2 separate regions of the Mus musculus genome follow, and region 2 is linked to region 1. A link is a contact called in ENCODE Hi-C or POLR2A ChIA-PET data. All regions are on one chromosome and are shown on one strand. The core of a region is the stretch at or near the end of the contact, and the rest is flanking DNA. Distances in the headings are between cores, read along the strand shown. Region 1 holds the start of Canx (calnexin). Region 2 overlaps Maml1 (mastermind like transcriptional coactivator 1).

Region 1 (6,988 bases), core at 3,280-5,779:
CACAAGAGGGTAGGCACATCACCATCTAAGCCATCTCCTCTGCCCTCATTTGACATAGTCTATTAAAAATTTTTGGTCTTAAAAAAAAATTAGGTCTTGGCAGGTAATACTTTAGGTGGCCTAAAAGACCCCATATAAACTCTAAGAGTTTCTATCACTATTTATATATTCTGCCCAAGAGCATAGACAGAAATATGTTTATAAACACATATTCAAATCACGATTTCTGGTCAGCTACTTAATAATGTGGGTCAATTGCTAATCTCTGGGCCTGAGTTTTCTTCTCTAAACCAACACTAACTTCTGCTCTAGAACTGCTGACTAGGTTAAACATACATGAACTGCGTATGAGACCTGTTTTACAGCATGCGCTCAATGTGACTGTCTACAGTTACTAGATATCGATACTATTTCTACTTGTTGATTTTTTTTTTTTTCGGTTTTTCGAGACAGGGTTTCTCTGTGTAGCCCTGGCTGTCCTGGAGCTCACTTTGTAGACCAGGCTGGCATTGAACTCAGAAATCCACCTGCCTCTGCCTCCCAAGTGCTGGGATCAAAGGTGTGTACCACCACTACCTGGCTACTTGTTGATTTTTAATGAATTTTAAGGTAAATACTCTAAACTTTATTTTGGGAGAAATATAAGCACTTAGTTGTATTTATTATTTTGTGGATGTACACATGTGGAAGTCAGAGGGTGACGTCCAGGAGTCAGTGCTTTCCTTCCAACAAGTGACACCCAGCAATAGAACTCTAGCTTGGCAGCAAGTGCCCTGACTCTCTTATCATCTTTCCACTATTTTTGTGTGTATGTGCGCGCGCCTTCAGATTTTACTACTACCTTGTCAAACATTTAAAACATGGGCTAGAGAGATGGCTCAGAAATTAAAAGTGCTTACTGTTCTTGCAGAGGACCTGATACCCACATTAAGTGGCTTACAATCCTTTACCAGTGCCTTTAACTCTAGCTCTGGGGGATTCTGTACTCATGTGTACATACACATAGAAATGCATGATTAGAGGCCAGAGAGAAGGCATAGAGGGTAAAGGCACTTGTCAAGAAGCCTAACAGGTTGAGTCCAATCCCTAATACCCATACTGAAAAAAAAAATTCCAGAAATATCACACCAACTTCCATACAAGTTCAAATGCCATGGCACATGCATGCACAAACAAAAGATAAAGTATCTTCTGAGAATTACATTTAATGGGGAAAAATACAACTTTATATGCTCATCTATTAAAAAATAATTTTTAAAAAGTATGCATGATTACATACCCCTGCAGTCCCAGTTACTTGGGAGGCTGAATTTGGATGACTAAGTGAACTCAGAAATTCAAGATCACCTTACAGTGAGGAGATAGTTAAGTAGTGGTGTTTTCCTAATTGCTAAGTTCAAGGCTCTAGAGTCCATCCTCAGTATTTGGGGGATGAGGTAGGATAACAAAGACAGAACAACATCCTGAGAAACAGTGTGACCTGCTCTATAAATGAGACCTATACCTTACTCACATGTCATATTTGGGGGTTTCTGCTTCATGTGTTGGGAATGGAACCCTGGGCCTAGGCCAAGAATTATATACCACCTTCTTGGATTTGTTTTCATTAACAGAAACATAGGAGTAATTTGGTGGTGGTGGGTTTTTTGTTTTTGTTTCGTTTTGTTTTGTTTGATACAGGGTTTCTCTGTTGTAGCCCTGGCTGTCCTGGAACTCACTCTGTAGACCAGGGTGGTCTTGAAGTCAGGGATAAATCTGCCTCTGCTTCCCTCATGCTGGGATCAAAGGTGAGCCACCACCACACCACCCAGCTAATAAGTGATTTTTTTTAAAAGAAACTTTTTCCTATTAATTCACTTTAAGATGTGAATACGCAGGATGGAGAGATGGCTCAGTGATTAAGAGTTGAATTCCCAGTTGGGCAGCTTACAACTGTTTGTAATTCCAACTCTAGAGAATATAATGCCCTTTACTGGCCCCCATGAATAATATATTGCATATATATTCACACCAACATACACATATTTTTAAATATATATATATATGTACATAGTACACACACACATATTAAAGATTTATTTCATGTATATGAGTACACTGTCCTCAGACACACCGGAAGAGGGCATCGGCTCTCATTAGAGATGACTGTGAGCCACCATGTGGTTCCTGGGAATTGAACTCAGGACCTCTGGAAGAACAGCCAGTGCCCCCAACCGATGAGATATCTCTCCAGCCCTAAATAAATCTTAAAATGATTTTTTTTAAAGACAAGAATACAATATAAAAATTGTCTAGATTCCTTAAAAAAAAAAAAAAAGAAAAAAGAAAAATTTCAGGGCTGAAGACATAGTTGCTGCTCTTCCAGAGGACCCAGGTTTGATTCCCAGCACCAATATGATGGGTCTCACACACATGGTACACAGACATACATGCAGGCAAAACACACATACACAGAAAATTAAATAAGCCTAAAAATTCTTTCCTAGCATTTGTAGCAATAACAAAGCATTTAACAAGCATTTTCCTAATGAGTTTTACAGTAAGCTATACAGACTACAACTATCTTTGGCACTTTAATTACTTCTTAGGACTTTTTATGAGCTGCCAATACTATTTGTCCATTTCCTTACACTTTCCCAAACAGTTTCTTAGTATCTGCCCTCTCAAAGGCAAAGCAAGTAGCACACTCATCCCCATTTCTTTCTTTCTTTCTTTCTTTCATTCCCATTTTTAAAGGATAGGAATTAAAGTTATCATGCTGGACAGTCTTCTGCAGTTATTCTTAGCAACTGCCACTCTACTCCCTCAAAGTTCTCTTACTGGGCAAGTGACCTCTGCAGGACAAGGATGCAAGGTGTGTTGTCAAGATGCACATGCCTTGTGGCTCTTGAAAGATTAAGGAGTTAATTGCACTGTTGAGTTAAGATAGCAAGGAGGTGACACCCATTCACAGACAGTTCGGTAAACTCCTATTGTGAATGGCTCACTACTATATACAGTTCTTCAGGGCCTGGCTCACCTGTAGTGTACCCCTGCCTGGCCTGTAAGCTTAATTACAGTATAAGTACAACATGAGAATTGATTCTGTTCATGCCCTTTCAAAGGTTACTGGAAAATATACAAAGATTTTTAAGGTAACCCAACTTGTCCCCCTTTAAAGGGGTGGGAGGGCAAATTATTTTTAAAAAACAGGCAGATTCTTCCATTTCTGAAGGGTAAAGAGACTGTAGCTCAACTTTGCCAAGCTTTTAGTATTCAGTTTGGTTTAACTTCACACAACTAGCAATGCAATCACTAGTGTCATGACCAGCAGTTAATACACAAAGTGTCATCAATGTGTCCTCAGGTCTTGGCACACAGGCCTTCAATATAAACATTAGTGTATCAGTGTAATGACCAAGGCATTCGGATTTCAAGAAGCCAGTTCGATTCCTACCCACTGAACCTTTACTACACATCCAATTTCTCATTCCCATTCCCTCGGAATTCAATACAAGGCCCATCAGTCATTCTGTCTACTCCTGGGGACTGAGCCCTAAAGTAGAAAAAAAAAATCTCCCAAATTCCCACTCCCCCGATTAATTGCAGTTAGGTGCTTGAACCAGGACTTTTAACCCAAACGGTCTAGTGCTCAGTTACAATCCCAACTGGATGACTAGAACTACCTGTATGACCTTGGGCCAGTCATTTCAAACTTCTAGGCCTCAGTTTCCTCCCCTCACTAACTGAACTTTCGCTTGTATCTCCTGCTCTTAAGGTCCTGTGAACACCCACACTGGATTACTATCTATCCACCACCGAATAGGCAGGTGCTTTAATAGTTAAGCCTTAAGTTTCTCAAGCGGTACACGTTCTAGTACATTCTACTCCCTCATCAGGATGCTATGGTCCAGTCTTCCCTTTGGGCAAGTTATTTTCTAATCTGTAACGCTTATCTCTGGATTTACTTCACCTTTCCCTGCTATTTGGGCTACCTACTAGGCCGAATTCTAATACCACACCTGTACCGGATTACTCAGCCCACCTCTGGGTGGGCCTGGCCAGGGCCTAAGAAAGCTCTAGAAGCAAAGCCGTAGGAAGTTGTTAGCTTTCTCAGAGGTCAAGGGAAACCCCAGGACACCTGCCACGCCTCCCGACCCCGGCGGCGCTGCCCAGGCTAGCCTCTCTAACCCGGCCGCTCTCCTCACTGCCCTGCGCGTCCGCCCAGGCCTGCGCCATTCGAAAGCCCGCCCGACCCCTCAGTCGTCGAGCCTACAGCCACGCCCGACCCCCTCCGCCACGGCGCCGCTCGCCCAGTCCCCCAAGGCTCGTCCCGGGCCTGAGATCCCCGCACACGCTTCCCGTCTCACCTCGAGCCTCCCGGGGACCACTGGCGGCTCCCTCACCTTCTCCCACCCGCACACCCGGCCCCGTGCTGCAGTGGAGACAGCGGCAGAGGCGGCCCGACCGTCACGTGCCGCAGAACTAAGAGGCCTCGGCTACGGCCGCCGCGCGAGCGAGCCCCACCGCACGAAGCCCAACCCCGCGTCCGCCCCTCGTTCCTGAGTGGCTAAAACGAACGTCAGATCCCGCCCCTTTGCGCAAGATCTAAGAATTTATTGGTAGATACAGCCATCGCTCGAAGCGCCTTCCCATACGCCCCCTAGGGCTATTCTTCGTGGAGCGTGGTGATTGGTCAATAGCGAGGCAGGAAGTGGTTGCTGATTGGGTATGAAGGAGGAAGGCGGGCCGTCACCAAACGGGCGGGCGCGCGCCGCGGAGGGCGGACGGATCTGGCACGCGTTCTCGCGTGGGTCGCCCTAGTCCCTCAGGGCGGGTGTGTTGGACATCCAGAAGACGGCTTTCCGACCCATTGAGTTAGGAACTCTGTCCCAACCCCGCCTGGGACCTATGGCCTTCATCACAAATGGTGAGAGGTCGGGCGGTGTGCTTGCGCAGTGAGTGAAATCCCTCTGGGTAGCAGACACCGCCTTTCCTGCGGAGTCATCGCCCTGAGCTCAGGAGCCTGAGACCTCTTTACCTAACAAAACACTACCTAGATTCACAATCAAGCCACATGGAGTCACTTTCCCATGTGCCCGTGCTGTTTCCTGATTTTAGTCGTTAAAATCAGACATACCTAAGCGACAGAGTTGAGGAAAAGGGTGATGCCATGTGCAGATTTAAAATAGCCTTTTCATAACCCACTCGTTTTTCAATATGCTGATAACGCTGTAAGATTGAAGTGGCTAAGGATTTGGCTAGATCCTTGAGAATCCTGATCGCCTCGGGTTGTATTTGGTGACCCAAAGCTTTGAATAATGTGGAAAGAAACAGCAGGTTTTTCTACATGTGAAACGAGCTTTGTTCCTGCCACCCCAAGAGAAAGGCAGTAAGGATTTGATGTTTGGGTCAATTTAGTAACCGCCAATTCTCTCTCCCTAATTTTAAAGAAGAGAAATTGCTTTCCTTATTTGCCTTATAAAGAGCATGTTCAAAATGAAAATTTGAAGCCAGCTTGGCACAGGCAGTACACATAATTTAAAAAAAAATTCTAAATTTACTTAGGTTGAGTTCTGGCTTGTGTTACCCAAGATGGCCTTGAATTTAAGAAAGCCAAAAAATCGACTTCTGCAGAGAGGTGTTAAAATATGTCAGTACTGAAGGAGTAGAGGAGTTGAGGCAGAACTTTTCTGTCTAAACTGACAAAGACTTGAACTGGACCTCATAGATATGCAAATTTTCTGTAGGTGGAGTTGGAAGGAAGTTCTTGAGATGAGAAAATTGTACAGAAGAGCAAAAAAGTGACTCTCAGGTATTTGGGGGATCCATATACTAAAAATGTTTTGGGAGCAATGGAGATGGCTCAGCAGGTAAGGACACTTGCCACCAAACCTGATGGCCTGAATTTAATTCCCAGAACTCAACGTGGTGAAAGAAGAGATTGAATTGTACTCTGACCTCTATACAAATTCACATACATACATTAATAAATGTGAAATTTTAATAAAAATGAGGACATGATGGCTCTAAACTATACTGTCCACAAAGAGACTGGGAACGTCAGTCTTCTGGTCTGTTCATGGTGTGTCATTATAGAATATTACAAGTTTCTTTTATGTTTCAGTTTATCCAAACAGCTAAACCTTAACAAAGTTAGCAAATACAAAGAGACTAGGCATATACCTTCAAGTCAGTTAGTGTTAACCTGAGTAGACCTTCAGGAATTGATGAGCCTTATTTATCAGAGATAGCTTATTCATCCAACACAAGTTATTACTTATCTAAAATTTTCTAGAAGCTTGGTGTTGAACAGTCAGCAAAAATATAAGTGGTTAGACATCAGTCTCTAAGTCTTAATTCTTTCTCAATGTCTTCATCCCCAATCTCTCTTACTTGATTTGATCCTACTTGAAGCAACAGTACTCATGTTTCCACCCAGTTTTTTTTTTCTCACTGGCTACATTACTATTGATCATTTCTTTGTACACACTAATCAGGCCCTGTCAAATTAATTGGTAGAAAATACAACTTATTTTATCACAGATTCATTAAACATTTTGCACTGATCATGTAGATTCCTTTTAATTGTCTGTTCATGGAGCTTGTCCAATTTTTCTATTCTAGGCTTTTCTTACTGGCTTGTAAGAAATCTACAGCCTAATGGTCTTGAGAGTGAGTTAGTTTCGATGGTTTGTAAGAAATCTTCACTCGCTGAGATGCTTCTTAAACTATTACTGAGAACCCACCCATCTCCAGCTTCATTATACCTTTTAAATTAGGAGCTATTTCTTTTGTCTTTTTGTTTTTTAAAGATATATTTTATTCCAGCACTTGGGAGGCAGAGGCAGGTGGATTTCTGAGTTCAAGGCCAGCCTGGTCTACAAAGTGAGCTCCAGGACAGCCAGGGCTACACAGAGAAACCCTGTCTCGAAAAACAAAAAAACAAAACAAAACAACATATTTATTTATATGTAAGTACACTGTAGCTGTCTTCAGACACCAGAAG
Region 2 (6,980 bases), core at 13-2,512, 50 kb before region 1:
CTGTGAATTCATTTTAGATTAAGAGGAAACTACAAAAGTAGTATGGAAAGGCCACTCTGTCCAGCAGTCTCTCCCCTTTCTCTTTTAAACTAGCTCATGTAGCCCAGGCTGGCCTTGAAGTTCTTTTAGCTGAGGGTGACTCAACCAACAGAGACACATTCTCAGATCCTGAAGTAGTGTAACTAATGTCTGAAAGATGAGAAGGCCTTATGAGTGGGGAAGGAACTATTTTAGTTAGGCTGAAGACAACTTGGAAGGTTTAGTTTACTTAAAAGAAGTAGGGCTTTCTAGCAAGTTCGAATGCCTTTTTATCATCTTCTTCCTCTTCCTCCTCGATGAGGAACAAGGTGAGTTTCATCTCACCCATGAAGAAATGGCTGTGGGATTCCCACGTCATATCTAGGAACAGTGAGTGATACTGACTGTGTGCTGTGGAGAGAGACATTAGCAGGACATGGCTGGAACATTAATAGCACACCTTATCACTCAGGAAAAGGGAAGCAAGCAAGAGGACAGAAGAAAACAGAGCATAAAGGAGAAAGGCAGGCCAAATACAACAGAAAGGTAAGCACTGTACATGAGCAGCAGACCAGCAATTAGAGGGTCCCTGGTTAAATTCCCTAAGCAGAAGTTACCAGGTGAGGAGGCATAAAGGGTGAGCATGGAGAGCTAATTCCTTCTCAAACTCAGTTTGAAAGGTAGACAGACTGAGTGGTTGCCAGGGACTGAAAGGAGAAGGAAGGAAGGAGGAGGAGGAGGAGGGGGGCTGTAGAAGAGAGGAAGAGCTGAAGGAGATGTAGCATTTCTTACTAGGAACACGTTCTGTAAGTGACGTACAACTGCTCAACTCTATGAATAGACTAGCATGCCCACTGAACTAGGTATCTAAAATGGGAGAATGAGGCAGCATGTGACTACTATCACACTAAAGCTCTTATTTAAAACCGAGGGAGGGGCAGCTAGATGATTCAGTGAGTAAATATGCCTGCTTCCAAGCCTAACAACCTGAGGTTATTCCCCAGAACCCTGGAAGTGCCTTCTGACCCACACACATGCAGCATGTGGGGGTGGGGTGTGTGTGTGTGTGTGTGTGTGTAGAGGCCTGAGGTTGAATTCAGGTATCTTTCTCAATCACTGACCACCTTATCCACTGAGCCAGGGTCTCTCAGGTGACTCCAGACTTCAGTACTCTGACAAGTCCAGCTAAGTGCCCTCGCCCATCTGTCTCTGCTCCACAGTGAGCCCCCACGCTCACCCAGCATGGACTGTGTGCTAGGGAAGCAAATTCAGCTCCTCCCACATGCCCAGCTCATACTTCCTCACTTACCATTGCCCTAGATCCCCTCAGGACTCTGAAGCTCTGTTCAGCTGTCTTCCTGTTTTCTACTGCTGGTGTGGGTCACAAGGGACCCTCTTTCCAGAACTTTGAGATGGCATGACTGACATGGCTCTATTTTACTAACCTAAGTCTGGGCACAGGCACACCCTTTAATGACAGATCATTCCCTGCAGCTGTCAAAATTAAGTTATATAGGTAATTTCCCACTTTATTTTCCTACTGTAATTTCTATTATTCTGATATTGGGACGTCTGCAGTGGTCCTCCAAATTCCACCACCCACCCACCCACCTACCCACCCATCCCCCAATGCCCCAGTTTTTTGAGATAGGGTTTCTCTGTGTAGCCCTGGTTGTACTGGAACTTGCTCTGTAGACCAGACTCCTCAAACTCAAGAGATCCATCTGCCTCTGCTTCTGCCTCTGCCTTCTGGGTACTGGAATTAAAAAGTATGTACCACCATGCCTGCCTCCTTTTCTTCCTTAAAAAAATTGTTTTTTTACATTTGTTTATGTGTTTGTGGGATTGTGTGTGCATGTAGCAAGGCATGTGTGTGGACAACTTGGGGGAGAGTCCAATAGCTCTTTCCCACCATGTGGGCCCTGGAAACTGAACTCAGGTTGTCAAACTTGGCGATATATCCTTATCCACTTTTTCCTTGCCAACTTTTTCCCCTTGGATTTTCCTCTTTTTATTTTTAAGAATTTTTTATTTCTATTTATGTGCGAACATGAATGAATATGTTGGATTGCCTGAAGCTGGAGTCATAGGTGCTTGTGAGCTGCCTGGTATGGGAGCTACAAACCAAACCCAGGTTCTAAGAACAGTACATGTTCTTTTGTTTTGTTTTTGATACACAGTCTTGCTTTATAGCCCAGGCTGGCCTTAATCCTCCTGCTTCTGTACCATGTCTGATTCTCTTTTCAACCTTATTTACTTTATTTATTTATTTAATTTTATTTTTCAAGACAAGATTTCTCTATGTAATGGAGCCCTCCCTGGCTGTCCTGGAACTCAGTTTGTATACCAGGCTGGCCTGGAACTCACAGATTAAAGGCATGCACCACACCCTGAGTATGAATGTTTGCCTGTATGTATGTCTGTGCATCACAAGCATGCAGTCCCATAGGGGCCAGAAGAGGGCATCAGATCACATGGATCTGGAAAAGTAGTTGTGAAGAACCATGTGGTTGCTGGGAATTGAACTTGGATCCTTTGAAGAGCAGCTAAACTGCTGAGCCACTTCTCCTGCCCCCAGGCCTCACTTCTGATATTGTTGGGATTTGCTTCAAAACATAGGTTACAGGGCTGGTGATGCAGCTCACTGGAGTCTTTGCTTAGCACATCAAAGCCCTGGTTTCAATCTCCAACACTATACAAAACCAAAAAGTACCATACAGTGCCGAGCTGCTTGCTACTTAAAAGGCTGAGGAGGGATGGCTGCTTGAATCTGGGAGCTTAAGACTATGCTAGGTGATAGTGAGACTTTCTTTCAAATACAAAACAAACAGATGGGGAAAAAAAAAAACCCTCAATACCCAGGCTTGGAGGCACAGAGTCATCTTAGCTCTCTCAGCATAGAGGCAGGAGTCACACAGCTAACCGAAACTACAAAGCAAGACCCCATCTTAAACAATAAATGGCAAAAGGCCATTTGGGAACGAGAGGCCTGAGCTGTTCATCTCTCCTCAAGAACAGCAGGGGTTAGGTTCCGAAGTCACTGTGAGTACAGGCTGCCTCGGAAGTATGTCAGTTCACTCTGTCTCCGGATGCATTCACCTGCTCCACAGAGCCTATGCACATCCTCCTTACCCCATCCCCATGTCCCGGGCTCTAGGTTCACTGTGCTCAGCTGATCTCTGCCTGTTAGACTTCAGTGTGCTTCCTTCAGTCTCACTTCAGTCTCCCTCTCTAAAGGAAAGTGCTGAGCCAGGGACCTGGATCCCTAATGTTGAGCTGGGTGGCGATAACACAGGACCCTGATGGAGCAGCACAATCAATTCTCTCCTCTTGCTTCACACTCTGAAATTCTCTTTCAGTTGTGTCTGATGGAATAGGACATTCCTGCTGAGACCCTAGTAAATGTAAATTTCCATTTACCTGGTTAATCTAGATAAGATATAAGCTTCTGTAGCTAGAGCAGGTACAGGATCTGGGAGGAAAGCAGGAGAACAAGTTGAATTCTAGCTGGGCACAGCAAGATCTTGTTTCCAGAAACAAAACCCAGCTGAGGCTACAACACAGCACAGTAGAACAGTGTCTGCCTCACGAGCATAGTGCCCTGGGTTCAATCCCCAGAAAAGGCAAGACCAAGAAAAAGAAGAAACAAATAAGAAAAAAGGGCACAGCCTTCACAGCCCCTGGGTCTCAGAACCGCTGACAGCAATGTAAAGCCAGCGTTGCTCGGCCCTGCACTGCCCACATCCTTCTGCTACCCATTTTTGCTGTCTGGAAGAATTACGTGTGTATAATCCACATATACATTTAATACTGTAAGATTTTCTGAGACTCTGCTCTCTGAATTTTGAAACTTCTTGTCTAATGAAAGCACAATATGTATTCTCTCTGCTTTCAAACAGCATCTTAGTAGCAAAAAAAAAAAAAAAAAAAAAAAAAGTGTACTGCTGGACAGGATGAGGGAGTGAGTGCATCCCACCGTCTGTGAGGCATGGCAAGGGTGTTATGTAGATCTGTAAATGCCCTGAACTGAGCACACTCTCACACAGCTAAAGGTTTGGACATACCCATCACTGAAGCTCATTAGCAACAGTAAGAAATAAATCCCAGGACTGATGGTGAATACCTATAGTTTCAGAACTTGGGAAATAAAGGCATAAGGATAGGAGTTCAAGGCCAGCCTCAACCACATAGTTAGGGGGCAGTGTAGTAGGCTACATGAGACTCTAAAAGGCAAAGAAAGAAAGAAAGGAAACTGAGGGGGTGGGGATGTAAGAGTAAGCGAGGAGGTGAAGAGTTGCAAAGTGCTATTGCACTGCACTGGCTCTCCGCCAGTCTTCAATGAAAACCATTGGTCTTTACTAAATAAAATAATAACCAGCAGCTTACTTTCTAATTTTTAGAGTGCTTTCACCTATGATCCACCTGCAGAAACTAAGTAATCCAGTGGAAGGGTAAAGAGCCTTTACTTTGAATTCTGGTTCTACCAGTTTGCTGGCAACGCTGTCCAATTAGCCTGCTGTTAAGTCTCAGTTTACTTACATATAATCGCCAAATAATGTCTACTATTTGAGACTGAAGTGAACATTAAATAAGAGAGAAAAGACTTTCCTTGTTTCATATATAGGAAGAAAATCATGGGCACCTTTCTTTACATTGCCTTTGAAATGACAATGTCCTTGGTCAGGCAGTGGTGGCAGAGGCAGGCTCTGTGAACTCTGAGTTCAAGGCAAGCTTGGTCTTCAGAGTGAGTTCCAGCACAGCCAGCACTACCAAAACAGGGGTTGGGGGAACAAATCAAAAGAACCGATGGCTCAGTGGTTCCTCTGAGGACTAGAAATTGGATTCCATGGATCCTATATAAATGCCAGGTGGGGGTGGGAGCCTGCCTATAATAATTCCTGCTTCAGAGACAGACGGGCGCCTCAGAGCAAACTGGTTAGCTAGACTAGCCATATCAGCAAACTCGGAATTTGATTGATATTTGATTGATAAACCCTGCCTTAGGTGGAGCTGGGCGTGGTGGCGCATGCGTTTAGTCCCAGCACTTGGGAGGCAGAGGCAGGCGGATTTCTGAGTTCGAAGCCAGCCTGGTCTACAGAGTGAGTTCCAGGACAGCCAGGGCTACACAGAGAAACCCTATCTCGAAAAACAAACAAAACAAAACAAAACAAAACAAAAAAGGTGGAAGAGGTACTGACAGGCCGCCATCTACACACACACAGAATTAAAAACGTAAGGATATATGGTTCGTAAAATAACTTGTCTTCTGATCAAACACACATTCAGAGCAGGGGATGGCTCAGTGGGGAAAAGTGTTAGCCATGCAAGCCTGATCATGAGTTCCATTCCCAAAACCCATGTAAAAAGCCTTGTGGGGGAGGGGGGCACTTGAAACACACACCCACACACACTGTTGTTTAAACACATCACTAGAATGCCTTTATCTTTCAGAAAGGAAACCCTAAGAGGATGTAGGTGTCCCATGGTGGAGCATCTGCTTAGCATGACAAGGCTCTGTGTTCAGCCCTCAACCCTCAGAACAAATCAACCACAAAGCCTGAGACTTGCTATCCACTGTACTCTCTGTTGCACATTCCCCCAGACCCCAGGAGCCAACCTTCTCCTTTGTTTCTCAGTCTGACTCAAGTATCTCGTACAAATGGAATTATGTAGTGTTTGTCTTTTTTGTGACTACTTTGTTTCATTTAGAATAATATCCTCTAGGTTCTTCATGTTAGAAATGAAAAGGGGCTGGGAGATGGGACTATCAGTACCCTGCTTTTGGTGCAGACATGAAGAGCTGAGTTTGGATTGCCAGCAACCACACACACACACACACACACACACACACACGTGTCCCAGAAAGGTATCTAATGTCAGATTTGGGGTCTGTACATACACATATGCTACACACACATGAAAACAGAAAAAGACAAGATTGCCTTCATTTAAAAGTACTACTATTCCAGGGGCTGGGGAGACGGACGGCTCGGTGAAGAGCATGCGCTGCTTTTGCAGGGGACCTGGCCTTCTCCCCAGCACCCCATGGTGGCTCACAATGTCTGTGACTCTAGTCCTAGAGCATCTGACACTCTCTCTGACCTTCTGACCTTCTGGAGCATCAGGCACACATGTGGTGCACATACATTTTTAAAAGTAATATTGCAGGGTTGGCAAGACGACACAGTGGTAAAGGTGCTTGCTGGGTGAGGCTGGTCCCCAGTGCAATCTCCAGACCCTACGTAGGACAGATGTATGTGCTGGTACCAACTGGAGCAGGAATGGAAGTGCACTGTGTGTAGAGAGCAGTACAAACTGCTATTTACTGATGCTGTAACAGTGTGATCTGGGATGAACAACAAGGTTTCATACGAAATATTGCTGTCTTCCTTTCCTTCACATGAACCAAGATTTCTAAGGACTTACATTTATAAAAACAGGATAAAAACTGAGAACTCTTCTTCATTCTAATGACAAGAAATGCTTGTCCATTGTTATGGACAAGGTAGGAGTGGCTGCTTCACCTGTTTCATTAAGATTAAGGAAGGCATTTCTGCTAAACCTGGACTCTTGCTTAATAATTACTTATAAAAACTTATAATGCAGTTGGGTGTGGTGGTCTTTAATCTCACTTGGGGGACAGAGGCAGGTGGATCTCTTGTGGGTTCCAGTCTGGTCTATATAGGGGAGATCCAGGACAGCCAAGAACCTGTCTCAAACAGACAACAAACAAATTGTTGTTCATTACATATTAAACCATTATAATGCAACTTACAAAACAGATGTGGCAGATGTGGCACATAGACACTCACACATGTCTATGCTCTTATTCAACAATTAGTATACATCATTTGTACAAAGTAATGGGTTATCAGATAGTCACCTGTATCTACAAGCTACTCTGGCCACAGTAGTCACCCTCTTTACCTTCTCATCTCTCCCCCCTCTGTTCTTTTCAGAGT

Evidence for each region. A loop is a pair of places that touch in the nucleus more often than their neighbours do. ChIA-PET counts read pairs that join two places held with the same protein, here RNA polymerase II (POLR2A).
Region 2: a loop to region 1 is called in a map of v-Abl transformed pro-B cells, with 2.1 times the contacts of the local background. The contact joins the enhancer-like site here to the promoter of Canx in region 1. A Hi-C loop is called at or near these places in 1 of 37 maps with a recorded cell type or tissue (v-Abl transformed pro-B cells). POLR2A ChIA-PET finds 5 or more read pairs at or near these places in 3 of 5 experiments (Patski and embryonic stem cell).

The regions. Positions count from the first base shown.
Region 1 is chr11:50,321,144-50,328,131 of GRCm38, forward strand. It overlaps Canx (calnexin), which reads right to left and starts at 4,530. Exons shown (of 15, transcript NM_007597.3): 1 at 4,350-4,530. Gm46280 (a long non-coding RNA gene) reads left to right here and starts at 4,609. Exons shown (of 2, transcript XR_001780205.2): 1 at 4,609-4,909; 2 at 5,730-6,013.
Region 2 is chr11:50,274,754-50,281,733 of GRCm38, forward strand. The region is part of intron 1 of Maml1 (mastermind like transcriptional coactivator 1); the gene reads right to left. Among named protein-coding and RNA genes, the nearest start is that of Maml1, 14 kb to the right of the region's middle. Within about 2 kb of position 1,263, at least 1 of the 3 ENCODE cell types and tissues checked has a DNase peak (open chromatin) inside an H3K27ac peak, as active enhancers do.